Regions from separate parts of the Mus musculus genome. Here region 1 is linked to region 2. Evidence: chromatin loops called from intact Hi-C (ENCODE). Cell type or tissue: heart. All regions are shown on one strand. Each heading gives the region's core, and the rest is flanking DNA. Links, peaks and the distances in the headings are about the cores only. Region 1 overlaps Gm46414 (a long non-coding RNA gene). Region 2 holds the start of S1pr3 (sphingosine-1-phosphate receptor 3).

The links. Hi-C counts contacts between places; a loop is a spot of excess contacts. Peaks named below come from ENCODE experiments on the same cell type or tissue, not always from the same donor. Only the 100,000 strongest peaks of a DNase experiment are listed, where the experiment ranks them.
Region 1: it touches region 2 in a loop (2.6-fold over the local background); 9 of 42 quality-filtered maps call a loop at or near these places.

Annotation. Positions count from the first base shown.
Region 1 is chr13:51,310,417-51,318,933 of GRCm38, reverse strand. The region is part of intron 2 of Gm46414 (a long non-coding RNA gene); the gene reads right to left. Among named protein-coding and RNA genes, the nearest start is that of S1pr3, 94 kb to the left of the region's middle. In heart, for the core only: no CTCF peak of the experiment used is centred there; DNase peaks (open chromatin) are centred at 4,273, 5,253 and 6,913; H3K27ac peaks cover 5,758 bases.
Region 2 is chr13:51,404,248-51,412,764 of GRCm38, reverse strand. S1pr3 (sphingosine-1-phosphate receptor 3) reads right to left here and starts at 4,147. Exons shown (of 2, transcript NM_010101.4): 1 at 3,820-4,147. The region is part of intron 1 of Gm32834 (a long non-coding RNA gene); the gene reads left to right. In heart, for the core only: a CTCF peak has its summit at 3,883; DNase peaks (open chromatin) are centred at 544, 4,014 and 5,034; H3K4me3 peaks cover 3,899 bases; H3K27ac peaks cover 3,766 bases; H3K27me3 peaks cover 594 bases.

The DNA of each region.
Region 1 (8,517 bases), core at 93-8,092, 94 kb after region 2:
GTAATTAAAACCATGATAATGACTTAAAAAGAGATGGACAAACAAGATGGATGGACCAAGAACTCCAGAAAGAGACCCCGGAATGCAGATCAGAATGTGACCTGCAAGAATGGACCACTGCATGTTTTTAAGGGTAATTATGAAAACTGCAAATCAATTGAAAATATTAAAGACCTTACCCTTACAAAATAATTACAAATAGATGAGAAGTTTCTTTTAAAGTGATAGTTGTGAAAGCTGCCGCGAGTGAGTCTGTGAATACATCTCAGAGGGGATGAGCCTCCAAACAGGGCTCCCTAGACAGAGATCTGAGGGTCGGGTAAGGTGGCGCTGACTGCCCTCTTTCCCGCCAAAACAAGTGAGCAAAGCCAGCGTGCAGATTGTCCTCAATCGCAGTTGAGGGGCAGACAACGAAGAGCCAGGTTCTCCCCCTTTCTTAGAAGCATCTGTCTTTCTAGTCTGAGGAAATCCCAACAGTTAGACAGTGATGGACCTGAGCCACCTATATGAACACATGACTCACCTACCAAAATGTAAGCAAATACACTGGGTTACCACAGCCTGCTGCTTAATACAACAAAGGCTCCAGTAATGCTAAACACACCTATCTAGGAGAGAGGGATGAGGGAGGAGACGTGGGAAGTTAAAAAAAAGAAGAGACCGATTGCAAACTTCTTGGTGCACCTGTGCTAATATTCCTCCCCAAAGCCATAGAGGTGATGCTGCAGGGGACACTGGATGACAGCGGAGTGGAGGGTGTTCCTGTGCTTTTCAGAGATATAGACATGAAGATTAGATGGATGTTAGATAGATGATAGGTAGATAGATAGATGATCGATTGACCAATAGACAGAGCATAGATATATAGATAGATGATAGCAAGAGCATAAAACAAAGAAAACATTGAATAGCATGCATAGCACATGTTAAAATATTTTAAATAGTTACTTCTTCAGCATGGTGGGACACATCTTCAGTCCCAGCACTGAAAATGCAGAAGCAGGCAAATCCCTAAGTGTGAGGCCAACTGGTGTGTAGAACAAGTTCCAGGAGAGCCAGGAGTACACAAAGAAAACTTGTCTCAAAAACATAAATAATAAATAAATAAATAGTTACTTGTGAATGGAGAATTGCGGCTATCTTACAGCATTTGCTATCTAATATTTACAATAAAAATATCTTTTCTTTAAAAAAAAAGTATTCTGGGTGTGAGAAGAGAACACAATCCCTATTTCAAAGGGACAAAAATTAAAGCAAATAGACCAGGCCCGGGTAAAGAGTGTCCAGGACCCTTGTGCTTCTGGCACTCCTGGAGATTCTGGTATCCCTGGAATGCCTATTACCCATGGTGTGCTTTTGCCCAGCACCCCAGACACATCTAGTAGATCTTGTACCCTTTTGTAGCTTTGGCATGCCTAGCACACCTAATGTGTCCCAGTTAGCTTTAACTCTCAATTTGACACAGCCTGCAATAGCCTGGGAACAGAGCATCAGATGTAAGCACATTTGTTGGGAATTGTTTTGATTGTTAATCAGTACAGAAGGACCCAGTCCATGGTGGGCGGCACCATTCCCTACGGCAGGGGTCAAGAGCTAAATGAGTCAGAGAACAGACAGAATCAAGCCATCTCACAAGCAGGCTGCCTGGACACACTCATTCATTTCTCTCCATGTTTCACTGTGGGTATGACACATCTGTTTCCTTGAGTTCCTGCTCTGACTTCTCTTAGCAATGGGCTGTGATGCCAAAGAAGTTCTTTCATCTTTTAAGTTGCTTTTGGGAAGAGGGTTTTATCACAACAACAGCAGGAGACTAGAACTGTCCACCAGGCACTGTCCACCAGGCACAGCTGGGCAACCTGGAACGTGAGAGTTGTCCCAGGGAATTGCCTGCTCAGAATGTAAGAAGGCATTTTGTCTACCCCAGGACCACATGGACTCAGGAGACAGGGTCAGAAGACCATAGTCATCTGCACCATTAGCTTCTAAACCTTAATCTTAAGACCCACTTCACATGTCCCAGCCACCTCTCCCCAACAAGGGCAACCTTGACCTGGATGTGGTTCCATTCGCCCTTGCTTCTTCCTACACAGAGGTTGTATATAAAAATGGCTCCCAGCCAGTGGCCACGGCTCCCCACCCAGACACTGCCACAGAGGGAGATTCTAGACCATGCTCTGTGAAGATGAATCTTCGTATCTGCCCTAACCTGACCCAAGCACTGACCCTCAGGAGCCTCCAGGGAGGTCAGTCGTCAGTAAGTGCATAGAAGTTAGTCAAGGAGATAAGGGCTGGGAAGGCAGAGCAGACAGGAGGTCAGTCAAGCCCTTTGTCAGCCTCTGGGAAGGCCCCACCCAGGCCCACTGCCACACAAGCCTTGGGCAGAACTGGTTTCCACACTGCTCTTCCTCCCCAGCCCCCACCTTAGTCTCTTTAGCTGTTGCTATGACAAAACACTGTCAGATACAACTTAAGGGGAAGGGTTTGTCCTGGCTCACAGTTCCAAGATACAGTCCACCAGTGGGGACATTTAAGATGCACGCATGCTGCTGCTCAGCTGCCTTTCTCCATTTACACAGTCCAGGATGCCCCTGACTAGGGAATGACGCCACCCTCAGTGGCTGGATGTCCCTACCTCAGTCAGTGATGGAGATAATCCCATGAGCCATGCCCAGGTGATTCTAGATGCTGTCAGGTTAACACTAACCATCATGCCTCGATGTTGGTGGTTAACTTCCTGTAGTGTGTCTAGGGAACAGCATGCACAGAAAAACTGGGATATAAAAAACAGAGGAAGGAGAGAGAGAGAGAGAGAGAGAGAGAGAGAGAGAGGGAGGGAGGGAGAGGGAGGGAGGGAGAGAGAGAGAGAGAGAGAGAGAGAGAGAGAGAGAGAGAGGAGAGAGAGAGACCCTGCTGGCATTTCCCTGCCTTGGTGCTGTAGGTGATGTGTCAGGTTTAGCTGTTGCCCTCCTGAGGTGGAGGCCTGAGCCTCTTTCTCTTCCAGCTGGGACACCTGCCCCGTGAGGATTGGCTGTGTGGAGTGCACAGCCCCCTTCTTCCCTGAGCGAACTGAGGACTTCAGAAAGGTCGCATTTGAGTGATCATAATTCCAGTTACCCACGTTCCTCAGAGCAGGTAGCAACTGCCCCGTGTTCTTTGGAGATGACGCAGCAATGCTGGAGAACAAGGCCACCTCATTTCTCCGCTTCTCTCTTCTGTCTCCTCGTGGCTCACCCAAACATTCTCAGTTCCTCCTAAGTTTCCTCCCTCACGATTTCTCTAAGCTGCAGCAAATCTTCCTGTCTTTCTGTTTGAATGTGTGCACACACAAGCCTCTTGAATGTGAGTGAGGACCACTCGTGTCTGAGAGGGAGTCCTGATTAGAAACCGCGTTCCCAGTCACCATGGGAAAGAGCACTCTAGCTAAGACAGTCTTTCCCACAAAGCCCTTGACCAGGCAGCTCTTTCTGTTTTAATTGCTAGCCAAAAACTCTCAAAGACAAATGTGGTTCTCCTGAGAGGAATAAAAAAAAAAATGAGGTTTCATCTTATATGCCATCATACTGGGAATCAAGGCGACACATTATCTAAGAATCAGAGAGACTGGGGGTGGGGGATAGCTCTGGGCCAGACCACTGAGAAATGAAAGGATTTAGACACCCCCTTCTCTGGGGTGACAGGCCAGGATTGCTAAAGTTCTGAGGAGTGTGCTGGGGTGGGGGTGGTGTGTTTCAGTATGACTGAGAAAAAGTCTCATCCATTAGAAAAAAAAAATGTCAGAATATGGCTATGAGCAAAGGCTTTTAACTGGCTTATTAACAACAGATATCCCCAAGCGCAGATAAGCCCAGTTGGAAGGCAGAAAGCAGAGCTGAGATATCTTCTGACAATTAAGGTACAGCCAGCGTCATAAGGAGGTTGGGGGAAGAGTGTGACTTTCAAGGAGGCACGGAGCAGACAATGGAAGTCTAAAAGCAACCCTGCTTAGCACACAAGAGGATCACAGGGACTACAGCAGGGCCACTCCCCCAGCCTGTCCCCTCTGCAGCACGCTGCCATAGCCACTAATGTCCTGAAAAGAAGGGTAAAGTGCATTTCCCAACTCCAGCCCTGACCGGGCCTCTAATTTTACTTCCATGAGTGTGCCCTGATGGATTTTTGAGAAGGGAGAGGTGGGTCATAAATAAAACAGGGCCCACAGCAGAGCTCTAATCAGTTGCAGCTGCTGCCTGAGGAGGCCTGACAGGCAGCTTGCCTTGGGACCTGGTGCATTCTGTGGCCAGCATGGGGGCGGGAAGACAGTGGATGCCTGGGGGAAAGGCCTGAGACATGAGTCTGCAGAATTCATTGCTCCTAATTAAAACCGCATTTACAGAGAACAAACCGTAGGGGCGGGGAGCATGCAGTGGGATTTCCTTGTAGCTTGGAAAATGAATCAACTTGGAAAGGGGTAGGGGCTGCCTATCTGCAAACTCCCTGCTGCAAACAGGACACTGCCCATTTCCATCCAAATATAAAAACCTGACCCATATTGTAGGGGAATGTGCTCATGGGGACCCCAGAGAGTGTCATCAGAATGGGGGACTGTTTAAATAGGATGACTGAGTCATTTGGTGGACCTAGAAGCTCTGTCCTCAGAGCTAGTGAGGAGACAATGCTCTGTGTGTGTGGGGGAACCAGGGGGCTTCAGGTAGGAAAAGCCCTACGTGACCATCGCCTAGTGTTTTCATGGAGTTTGTTATCTTGTTAACTAAAGAAAATTATAGGTCCTATTGCTGTGTATGTCTTTCAGTCAAAAATAATTCCGGAGATGAAAAGATGTTTTAAAAAAAATTAAGGTACAGTAGGGTGCCTTACAGGAATTGGTTTAAAATGGTCCTGTCATTTGGAGAGAACTGGTTGGCACATAAGCCAGCCTTGTAGAGAGGTGTAAGACCAGAAGTGAGGCAGAGTCTTTGGGATGTTCTTTCTCAGTCAGTCAGTCATTCATTCAGTGTGTGTGTGTGTGTGTGTGTGTGTGTGTGTGTGTGTGTGTGTAGGGAGGGGGTGCTGTTGCCCCTGTGACCTCAAGGCAAGGCTGCTCCAAAAGAGGCATAGAGAGCTGGCCCTGGCTGTTCTCCTGGGTGGCAGGAGCCCAAGCAGGACACTGCTGTAATGGTGGCGAGGGAATCAGACACACCCTGTGCAGGCTGAGTGTGTTCCCTGTACCTGGCACAGCTCAGTGGCATCAAAGGCCAGATGAGCTGCACTCTATGAGAAGGGCCAGCTGGAGGCCCTCTGAAGCCAGCTGTCCCTGCTTTAGCTTCTGAGCTCAGCGGGTGGGAGAAGGTTCCCAGGACGGCCTGCCCAACTCAAGATTGACCAGCCAGCCACCCACACAAGTCCTGGGGGAGAGGGCACCACATCTCACCTCTGACTCAGATAGACTGAGGACAAACAAAACACAAACTGAGCCTTCAGAGTGAGACATGGGGACTTAAATAACTTTAATACTCCCACCAAGGGTTCATAAGGTTCCTAAGAGCAGGCTGAGGCTCTGGCCTGATGGCTCTAAGTCAAGGGACAGTCTGAAAATACAAACACCATCTCTAGTGGGATGCAGATGGATCTCAAGCTAGATGAGCAGAAGAGAGTCCTGGGAGCCAGAGGATTATTCAAAATAACTCAGCATTGCTGCAGCTGCTCTATCTTGCATTGATTTATTAGGCTGATGTGTGTGTGTGTGTGTGTGTGTGTGTGTGTGTGTGTGTTTTCCCCTTGCCCTTTTCCTATTCCTTCATTCAGGAGACAACCCGAACGTGCTTTTGTGAGCATTCCAAAAGAGTGGATGTAAACCTTTGATACTGCATCAAGTCTCTGCTCTGAAATATTGCAATAAACATTGGAACAAGGTAATAGACAGACCTTGCTCAGACTTCTCTCAGTGTGTATGTGTGTGTGTGTACATGTATGTGTGTGCGTGCATTTGTGAGTATATGTGTATGTGTTATATGTATGTATTTGCATGTATATGTGTGTACATATGTGTGTGCACGTATGTGTGTATGCGTGTGTGTGTGCACGCGTGTGTGTGTGTGTGTGTGTGTGTGTGTGTGTGCACGCGCGCGTGCATATGTGTGGAGGTTAGAGAACATCCTCAGGTGTCACTTTTCAGATGCCATACCCTTTGGTGGGGTGGAAAGCCTGGTCTCTCAGTGGCCTGGGATTCACCAAGCAGACAAAGGCTGGCTGACCAGCCAACTGCAGAGACCTGTCAATTATGTCCTCAGTCCTGGCATTACAAGGGCAGGCTACCATACCCAACTTTTATTGATTTGTTCTAAGTAAGTTCTGGGGACCAACCTTGGGTCCTTGTGTCCTTTTACTGACCAAGCTGTCTCTCCGACCCAGCATTATTTGTTCTTTGGATTTTTTTTTTTCCTGAGAGGTTGTAGAGAGGATAGTGTGACCCCATGTCCCACAGAACTGGCTGATGGCCCTTCCTACTGAACTTCCAGGGAGGCCAGGAGTGGAAAAGCCCCACTTCACGCCCGTGTTTTCAACAGCATACTCTAGCTAATTAAAAGACCACAGGATTAATCTTCACAACCCATAAAATCCATTCTTCATTTATTCTTCCAGTTCATAGAAGCAAGCAAAGAAGTCAGGGCAACTTATCCTGACTTAATTTGCCGCCTTTTGATCTGCCCCTGAACCACACGCTCACTCAGAGAACTGAGGAAGTCTGTTGTGCTTGAACTTGGTGTCCTTTGGAGCTTGGGGAAAAAAAAAACGTCTTACGCTGGCTGGATCATTAACAAAGACGAACAACTGTGATGGATGAAGGGGAACTTCATCTGGGCTCTGTTCCGAGCAGTTCATGCAAGTTCGTGGCTGTTGTTGACTTTAGTTATCTACAATGATGAGGACCACAAGCCAGGCTGGCTCCCACTTCAGCTTCATCCATTTAAAGCTTGTCTCTCTGAGGTGGAAAAAATGAAGCAAAACCCCTCCCTCCCAGGCCAGGAGCACTGAGTGCCCCTCCCTCCCAGGCCAGGAGCACTGAGTGCCCCTCCCTCCCAGGCCAGGAGCACTGAGTGACAGTTAGGCCTGGCTCTCCACAGCTGAGGTCACTCTTCATCCCTGCTCTGATGTCTGTCTGTCTTCCATCTCTGAAATGATCTGTCCACAACACGATGGAGTCACTTTATAAGTGACCTGTCAGTGGCCAGCATCTCCATAATGGCTCTCTGGGACGGGCATGCTGATGTGAGACTTGCATTCATTTTTTTTCCTATTTTTCCAAAAATCATAAATAACCCCTATCCAAACCCACAGCTGGTATTTATCGCTGGGACTGTGCGGGCAAGGACGGGACAGCAAAAACAACAGCTTCCCACTCTGGGGAAATAAGAGGCTTAAAGCAACGGACTGGCATCTGAAAGGCGAAAGATGAAGCCTGTTGAGTCCTGCCTAGGACCTATGCCTGAAACTCCAAGGCCTGGCGAGGACTGAAGTCACCAAGCCCTGTGCTGCAAAATTCAGTGCATGAACAGAAACTCAAAGATGCTATAGTGACAGATCAAAAGGAGGCTGCCAGAGAAAAGTTTTGTTGCTCAGATTCCAAGAGGAGGAAAGGTTTGGAGTAGCAAGCCGGCGGTCTGAGGAAAACCTACGCAGGAGGAGTCTTGACTGAGCTTTCTGCTGTAGGGAATGGTTAAGGCAGATCAAGCACTCTAGGGATTGCCTGGCAGCCATCCTAACATCAACAAACTCTGGGGTACAGGGACAGACTCTGTGTAGTCTGAGTGAGAAACATCCCCAGTATTTGAACTCTTGGTCCCCAGGTAATGGTTGAATATGGGGAGGTTTAGGAGGTGTGGTGTTGCTGGAAGTGTATCGCTAGAAATGGGCTTAGATAGTTTAAAACCTGGTGCTACTTCCTGTGTGACCTCTCAGATTCCTGCTCCTACTGTCATGTCATGTCTGCTGCAAGTGGGTGGGGGGGGGGATTGGGGGACTCATTGTTTTCCCACTATGCCGGACTCCTGTCTCTCTGGAACCATAAGCCAAAATAAACTATTCCCTTCTATAAGTTGCTCTGGTCATTGTATTTTTATCACAGCGACAGAAAAATAATGAACACAAGCTCCCCGCCCCATGCTGCCCAAAGCCTGTTCCCAGGGTATGAAGGCAGGTAGCTAGAGTCTGGTCAGTGAGGCGGGTGTGGATTCAGAATTGATCGGTTCGTATTCAAAAAGTATGCTCTTTTGGTTTGTATAATGCCTGCAGGCATTGGCCGGCCCTGGGAGAAGCCATCCCTCCAGAGTCAGTGAATCTGAAAGTTAAAGATAGCCAAAGCATCATTAGTGCAACCTGCCTCAAGTCCAGTGGGAAAGCCACTGTGTGGGACTGTTTATTGGAAGATAATGTGGTGCCTTCAGGCCTGGTCAGAACACAAAGACCTGTCTCTCCTATCTAGCTCCCCTTCCCAGGGGCCTGAAGTTAGGTTGGCAAGAAGAATTGTTTTTATGGACA
Region 2 (8,517 bases), core at 256-8,255:
TTTAAAAAAGAAGTCTAATGTTGAGATTGTGGCCACACAGAGACTAGTTTATGTGTCTTCCAAAATCTGAGGCATGTTCTGGGGACAGATAGGTCCCACTGAGCTCTAGAGTGGAGGGCTCCCTCAGCAGTACTGGTCTCTTCAGCACAGGTTTGTAGGCAGCCCCTTGCCGGTGTTCATCAGTACCCCCAAGGTTTGGTTAGCAAGCACTCTGACACCCCCAGCAGACCCCTCCTCCCTTCTCCTGCACCGCTCTGATCTGATGGGGATTGGACTGGAGTCCTCAGGCACTCTGCATTTAATGGGAGCCACTGTTCACATCCGAGCTGCCCTCCCCCACCCCCTGTCCCCATCCCCCATCACCTGAAACTTCTCACTTTGGCCTCACCACACTGGGATCGCACAGCTTTCCTTGAAACAATCTGACACCAAACATATTTTCTTTTTGCCAAGAAGGAAGGAGAGCCCTTGACCAAATGGCTCAGTGGTGGGTGACCCTACACGAGAACCCGCCAATATTAGGCATGCCTGCCCTCCCCCGATCCAAAAGCAGCGTCCCTTGGGGAAAAGCGAGCCTGGGAGAGGGGTCCGATAGATTCCAGATGTGCCTTCTACACTAGCGACTCACTTTCTCCATATGTTGGTTTAAAGAGTAAACAAACTATAAAAAGAAGGAAAAGGAGGGAAAATATCTCTGCTATCTAGTGTGCCCCCTCCTTCTCCCTCCCCTTCCCTCTCTCCCCCTCTCCTCTTTTTTATTTTCCTCCTTGCCTCTTTCTCAAAAATCTCAGAGAAAAAGACATCTCTCTTCGTTAGAGGAAGGACTCCTTCCAGAGACGTCAATGACCTCATTCTCTGAATCGAATTAAAGCATCCAGTTTTTGACAGTGAGCAACGTTTCTTGGAAAGCTGGAGGGTTTTTTTTTGGTTTTTTTTTTTTTTTTTGGGGTTTTTTTTTTTTTTTCATTTAAAAGAACCAAGAAATGATATAACCAGAGGGCCAGTCCATGGCTCCCACTCCTGGAGAGTTCCTTTGCTCCTGAGTCCTCTCACTCAGCTTTTCTGTCTAGACCTCACTCTGCCTCCAGAGACTGTTCAGGGCAGAAGGAAGGCTTCACTCACACAGCCCCCCACACTGGGCATGCTGAGCTAGGGTCATCAGTGGAGCACCCTGTGAGACGAAGGTTGCAGATGAAAGCCGGGGAAGGCTCCCCGTTTCTCCTCCTTTCCTTCCTTCAGGCATGGACACGAGTGCCTCTGCCTGGTGGGGCTTTCCATGTCCTGCTGTCTGCCGAACATGTCCTTCTCATTAGCAAACAAGACGATATACAAATCTGGATGTGGTCCAAGAAACCCCAGATATGGAGGTTATATCCCAAGAACACTGGGTGCCCTGTGAACATCTTGCACGTCAGACTTGTCTGTAGAAAGGCATCGAATCGTGGATGCAAGATCTAATTTTGTTTTATATTTGTCTTCCCCTTTGCCTGCTGGTCAGGCTTCTCAAATTCTCCCTGTTCCCGGCAATGACAGGGGACCAACTTACTGCCAAGCTTTCCAGAAAAAGAATGTGGATTTGTGGAAATCACTTCCATCAGGAAGTTAATGATATGTGCAAGCATGAGGTGTCTTGCTGGGGAAGTCCATCCTGGTCACTTCATGTCACATCTAGCCCCACGATAGTGTGTGACTTCTGAATGCACACAGGGGGAAGCTGAGGTTCTTAGTGGCAGAGCCTGGGTAGGCTGGGTGTGAAGGATCTGCCCAGTCCATCCTTCAGGGATGAGGTTTTTATGAGTTGGCCTCTTGTCATAGGTCCCTTAACTAGGAGGTGCTAAGAGCCTCTTGGTTTCTTTACAGCCTAATTGCTTGTAGCTACTGGCATCCCAATACCAGCCTGGGAGCTCGGGTGGAATGTTTAGATAACTCTAAAAGATGGGGGGGAATAGAAGGATTAAGACCCGAGGGTCACAGTCAGCCTGCTGATCACCTCTTCCAAGCACTTGTGCGGAAGAAACAGATCCAAAATTGATCAACATGGAATCGTGAGGGTAGACGTGACGACAGGATTCAAGGAACCCCAACACCACTTCCCAGCTCACACAAACAGCTTGCTCAAGAGTGGCCTTCAGACTTTGATGGAAAAGGAGGGATTCAGCTACCACAAGGGGACCCCGGCGTTTTCAAAATTATGCCACACTCAAAATGTTTATTACTCTTGTAATAGAGATATATACCCACAAACTGTAGGCACTGAGGAAGAAATCTGTGTAACAAAGGATCATGCTTTCTAGAAAAGGGACCAGTCCCTGACTCATGGGAAGCAGGGTATCAGGTCAGTCAGTACGTAAAGCTTTGCAGGAAATGGGAGTTCCTTCATCCAAATATGGTAGAGAACCAGGAGGGTCTCGGTATGGTGTGTGTGTGTGTGTATGTGCATGTGCATGTGCATGCATGTGTGTGTGTGTGTGTTTGTATGTGTGTAGCTGTGTGTGTGTGTGTGTGTGTGTGTGTAAAGAGCAAATGGCTTCGGGGAAATGCTAAGTGGTTATGACGTCAATCTCCCCAAATGCCAGTGGGGGCTTCCTAAGGGCAAGCTCTGATGTATGTGGGCAGACTGACACTGACCAGATGAGAGCATCTGCCAGTCTGCTGATGGAAAGATCTGATGTGAAGGTATATGGCCACACAATACTCCCCCAAGCACTGAGCTCTGCACCCCCTTAAGAAGCTTACAGATCTAGATTCCTCCACAGCTACCCAAACAGAGCGCCTGCGCACAGGCACACACACCACCACCACCACCACCACCACCACCACCACCACCACCACCACCACCACCACCACCACCACCTCAACCAAACAGCCCTGACCACAGCCACAACTTGCCAGGCCTTTACCTGAGGTATGCAACCCCTTGCTCCACTTTCTAGGAATTATATTCTCTTGGCCCTCCCTGTCTGCTTGGTTTTCGTCTATAAAGGATGGAACTTTGAATAGATACATTTTTGTAGGTGGTGATATGCAATACCAGAGACTTCTGGCTGCAGACCTTAGAATGAGTGACTCTGGAGGCTTTGGAGGAGGGGGTGTCAAGAAGAAGAGGTGTTTGTTTAAAGCAAAGGATTCCCTTTAAACAGCTGACGAGAAACCCCCTTTTACATCAAATCTAAGGAACATGGTGTCAGGATTGTTAAAGGCTGGAGAGACAGGGACGCAGAGACCATGTACAGGCACATGGTTAATGGTCACCCTTCCCTTTCTTCTATTTCAGTTAAGAACATATGACACACCAATCTTCTCTCTCATTATCACTTTGCTGGCACCTTGTCTTCTAGCTCCAGGCCTGACACTCCTAATTGCCTAGTTTGAGAAGTGCTAAGAAAACTGGAATTTTGTCACTAATAAAACTTAAAAGAATCATTTGCTTTCTCCCAGAGGGAAAACCCACAGCCGTTCCCAGTGCCCAGGTTTTCTTCTCCTAAGATTGTCTAACTTCTTAATTAGCCAAGTAAAGCAAGAATCTTTCCCTTGGACAGCCTGCTCACTCTGCTCCGAGTTTACAAACACATTTAGAAAGCCCTGGTTGTTATTTAAAGGAACCCTATACCTCTCCACCAGCTCCAACAGGCGGTTATGTCCTGTTCTCCGGGATATGAACAGGAGGGGGTGGCCGAAGCGAGGCACTCGCGAGCCCAAGTCACTCTGGTGCCCCGACTTGGTTGAAATTTTATCCAAAAAGGGGGTTCGGGTGAACCCCCAGGCGCTCAACCCGCGACTCTGGTCTGTGCAACCCCGGGATCCGGTCCCGCCGCTCACCTCGTTCTGCAAGGCGCATCTGGGCTGGTTGCATGCTGCCGTGTCTCAGCTAAGACTCCCGTCTAGGGGCTCCTCCGGAGGTCGCTCGTGGCCTCAGGTTTCTCTCCCGCTAGGCTTGTCCAGCCACCTTGCTCAGCACCCGGACCTTGTCGCCTGCCCCTGAACTTGTTCTCCCAGACTCTGCCCCAGAGAATCCGAAGGCAAACTTTTGCCACTGCCCTCCGGGGCGGGGCCCAAACTCACCCCGCCTCCTGCCGCCCCTAACCCAAGCTTCAGAGCTTCGCGGGCTGGTCCCCAGATACGCCCTGGTTCCCAGCCACGTCCCCGCCTCGGGCTACGTCCCCGCCCAGTCTCTGGATTACTTCTCTGCATCCGCGCTGTCTGGACTCTGGGACTCGGGCTGGGGCTCTTCAACCCTCTGTATCCCTCTGCCCCTATTCCTCTGCCGATCATCTACCCCCACCCCCAAACCTATACTCTGACTCCAAGGTTCTGCGTCTATCCTGCTAATTTTAAGTGCTCCAGAACCCAGCAGCTGCAGATACCTAACCGGGTGCAGAACTGGGCTTGGGTAGATATCTACCTAAGTGTCCAGAAGGATTTGAGCGGATTCTTATTAATACTGTTACTCACCTTGAGGTGACCAGTGTTAACTATACTATCTTTAACCTGAAATCAACCGACTACCAGCTTGAGCTGGTAAGCTAAGCCCCCTGCCCCTTTGGACTCCTGCCCCTGCCCCCATCCCTTTCGGAGCTGAAGGCAGGGACCCCAGCCTCTTGTGCATTTCAGGTCCTGACTCCTGTGTCTTGTCTACCTTAGTTAACTGTACCCAGTCTACTCCTGCGCTCTGGGCAAGCCTCACCGGCCATGTGGGGAGAAATGAGAATCTTTGGGGGGAACCGCAGGCACAATTGTCAGTTACAAAGGAAATGCAAAAGATCTCCAGACCAGCTTGGGGAAGGAGAGGGGAGAGGAAGCAGACCGCAGCTAAATTCCCGAGCAGGCAGGGTTCCAGGTCCCTGCTACCTTTTCTCTGGGGCTTTCTTGCCTACAGAAGATGAATTTACCGCTTTCTTGGGATTCATCTGGCATGTAAAGGCAGCTCTTGGCCGGTCTTGGCCTTCTCTGTTGTCTGGTGAGACGCACAAGCCCTCCGGGTCACAGGAGCCAGGCTGCAGAGCTCCAGCTGCCTTGGCTGCTCAGTAGCAGCGCGATTCTCCTGAGCTCTGGTCCTACTGCCTAGCCTCCCAAATTTGCCTAGTGTCTTGGACACAGCTGGGGAAAGCTAGTTCTCTCCCCAAGTGCAGTGAGAATGGGCGTGTCTCTGTATACTTGACTCCTACAGCATCCAGTTAAAGAAAGCAGAGGTGGCCACAGTTGAAGATGCTTCTGTAGCTGTTTCTGCAGCCACTTCCTGAGGCCAGGGTAACAACAGTTTCTTGGTCGCTATGTCTAACCCCACAAAAAGGCCTGGTGCTCTAGCTGTTTCTCACTGTGTCACCATCACTGCCCCGGCTGCTGGAGGTGTGTTTTATACAGCATCTGTCTCTCCATTCCCCGGGTAAATGGTCCTCTGGATAGAAGAGGGTGACCCTGAGTCTCTCTATGACAGCTCCTCCAGCCTCAGACACCAGACTCCCACAGCCTGAGAGGTACCAGGGCTCTTACTGCTAATGACAGTCTTTCCTAAGAGTGATTCCACCCACAGCATCCCTGTGGTATCCCTGAAACCTGTCTTTCAATGAGGTTTCTTTTCCCTCCAAGTTTCCTAACCAGAAGCAGCCATCTTCCCAGTCCAGGCCTCCTTCTCCCTGTCTTGTTCCTTGTTGTGATGTCTGTTCTGATGGAGGCTCTAGCTCTCACTGCTGTGATGGAGGCCCCTCCCCTGTCTGCTGTGATGGAGACCTTTCTTCTGTGGACCATGCTAGTGACCTTACCCCTCCTGCTGTTCTGTATCTGGGCTTTAAAGCTCAGATACTCAGCTCTCAGTGGGTCTCTAGGTCCATAGAGCCCGCTACAGGCAGATTTCTCCAAATGCATCTTCCCTTGGGTGTTGCTGGCTGATGAGAGAAAAACCAACTCATAACCTCAGCAGGAACAGCAGAACGAGGGGATCCATGTTCTGCAACCATCCCCAGAAAGGACAGAATCAGACAGGTGTGTCAGAAAGTAAAAGTGTGTGAGCTAGCGAGCTGACCAATCACACAGTTCCGGCTAGAAACTAAGAAGCGGTTGGTTTTCCGTGGAGAGGTCAGCAGGTGCCTGATTATGCTTCCTCCCCTGGCCTGAGCCTTGGGGGACTTACATACTTCCTGAACACCATTCTCAGCATGCTTGTGAGAATGTTTGGGTGAGATAAACATCTGTCTGCTGCAGTATATGGCTGGCCAGCGTGCGGAGGCTTTGTCCGATCCCTGTGGGCATGAATAGACAGTTCAGAAGACCGAGGGCCAATCCCGGTAGTTAGAGAGTCCTCCCTGCTGGTTGTCTTTGGCTTACCCACAGCAGTGCATATGGCTTTAGACTTGACTGGGGCATTAACTCCGTAGGGTTTGGTTTATTGCCCCCCCCCACGTGTGAGTCATTCCCTCCCGGAGAGTGTGTTTGTGCTACATGCATGTTCATACATGTTTATGTCCTATTGGGTTGTATTTCTGAAGCACTCTGACATTTGGTATCATGGTTCCAGAGAAAAGGCTGAACTTATTGTAGATAGGCAGCATGGGAGAAAGGAACTCGCTTGAGACAATACTGGGGGCTTGGGTCTTGTGGTCACTCTGCAACTTGACAGACAACCTCAAGCCACTTCCTCTCTGCCGGTACGCACCACTCAGATCTGGGGAGAGATGGCCTTGTATTCGAAGCTGGCCCTGGGCTTGTGGAATGGAGCATGGCCCTGTGTGCCACACGACCCTATTGGGGAGCACGGTGATCCTTTGACTCACTGCCACAGCCTTCACAGGGGAGTTCATTCCGTGACAGCCATCGGCCAACGCCAAGTGACTAAAGTGCCTTGTCCTCATCACCACACTCCTACTCTGTCCTGTAGTCATCCTTGAGGTCAGCCAGGAGTTCCAGGAACTGTTCTTCTCACAGTTTGTGTTTTAGAAAGACGTTGACAGTATTCAGAGACACTCATAGACACGTGTCTGTGTGGTGTGTGCTATGAGAACTCGTGAGATGTGGATTGTGTGCAGCGTTATCTGTAATGAGAAGAGTGTGTGTGTGTGTGTGTGTGTGTGTGTGTGTGTGTGTGCGTGCGCGCGTGCGCAGGTGCTCCCTCTTGTGATATGAGTGTGGTGATTAGTGTGGTATGTGATGTGTGCATCTCAGGAGTGGGTGTGTGTGCATGTGTGAGTGTGCATTTGCACAGTGTGCTTGTATGGTGTTGTATGTGTATGTTTGTGATGTGTGCGGTGTGTAACGTACACGTTTGCATGGTGTTATCTGTAGTGACGTGTGAGTATGTGTATGTAGTGTGATGTATGTGTATGCATGTGTTTATGTGTGATATGGGTATAGTGTGTGGTAAGGTGTGTGATGTGTGTTTATGTGTGTGGTGTTTGTGATACGTGTGAGAGTATGAGGCTATTGTTGGTGTGGACAGCAGCCTTCTCATTCTATTCCGTCTCTCATAATTGAGTTGTTTTAAATGCACCCATGTTAGCTTCATAGTAGAGAAACCCAAACTTGAGGTCTTTATCCTACAGTGACAGCTCGCAGCTGTGTGCCGGCGGCATGTGGGCAGAGCTGTTTGGACTTGGCCTTTGCATTGTAGAATATGATGGAACTTTCCCGTGTCTTTTACTGTGCCGTGTTCTCCCCTCCAGCACCCAGTCAGCCTGCAGCTGTGCCTCCATGGCCTTATGCTGATCTAAAGGACAAGGCAGAGCTGGGCATGTGGCCCAGTGGGTCGAGTGCTTGCCTAGTGTGCACGAGGCCCTAGGTTCCATTTCCAGCACAGTATAAACTGAATATGGCCATGCACAGTGGCAATCCCAGCACTCAAGAGACAGAGAAAAGAGAAAGGGAAGCCATGGTCAGAGCATTGGCCTGCGACGGGGACCTGAGCTGTCTTTGTCACTGTGTGTGATGCCATGCAAGGACCTCTTTAGTTACAGTCCCAGAAGTAGGACAGTTGACTCATAGGCTGGATCTATTTTTAGTTCTTTTTTTTTTCTTTCTTTCGTAGCATCTGTACTTCTTTATATTCCTACCAAAAATGTCTAAGAATTCCTTTTTCCTCCCGGTCTTAGTCACTGTTTTGTTGCTGCAGAGAAACCTCATGACCAACCCTTATGAAGGCAAGCCTTTAACTGAGGGCTGGCCTACAGTTCCAGAGGTTTAGTTCATTGTCACCATGGCAGGGAGCATGGCAGCAGGCATGTCCTTGGAGAAGTCCCTGGAAGCTGCATCCTGATCTGCAGGCAGAGAGGAAGACACCGGGCTTGGCATGGGCTTTTGAAACCTCAAAGCCTATCTCCCATGATGCCCTGCTTCCAACAAGGCCACCCCTCCCCCAAGTCCTTCTAATCCTTTCAAGTAGTGCCACTCCCTGGGGACTAAAGCATTTAAAGATAGGAACCCACAGGGGCCATACTTATTCAAATGGCCAGACCCCATTTTTCCCACTTGCATTTATTGATTCATTTATGTTAATTTTGTGGGGTGTGTGTGTGTGTGTGTGTGTGTGTG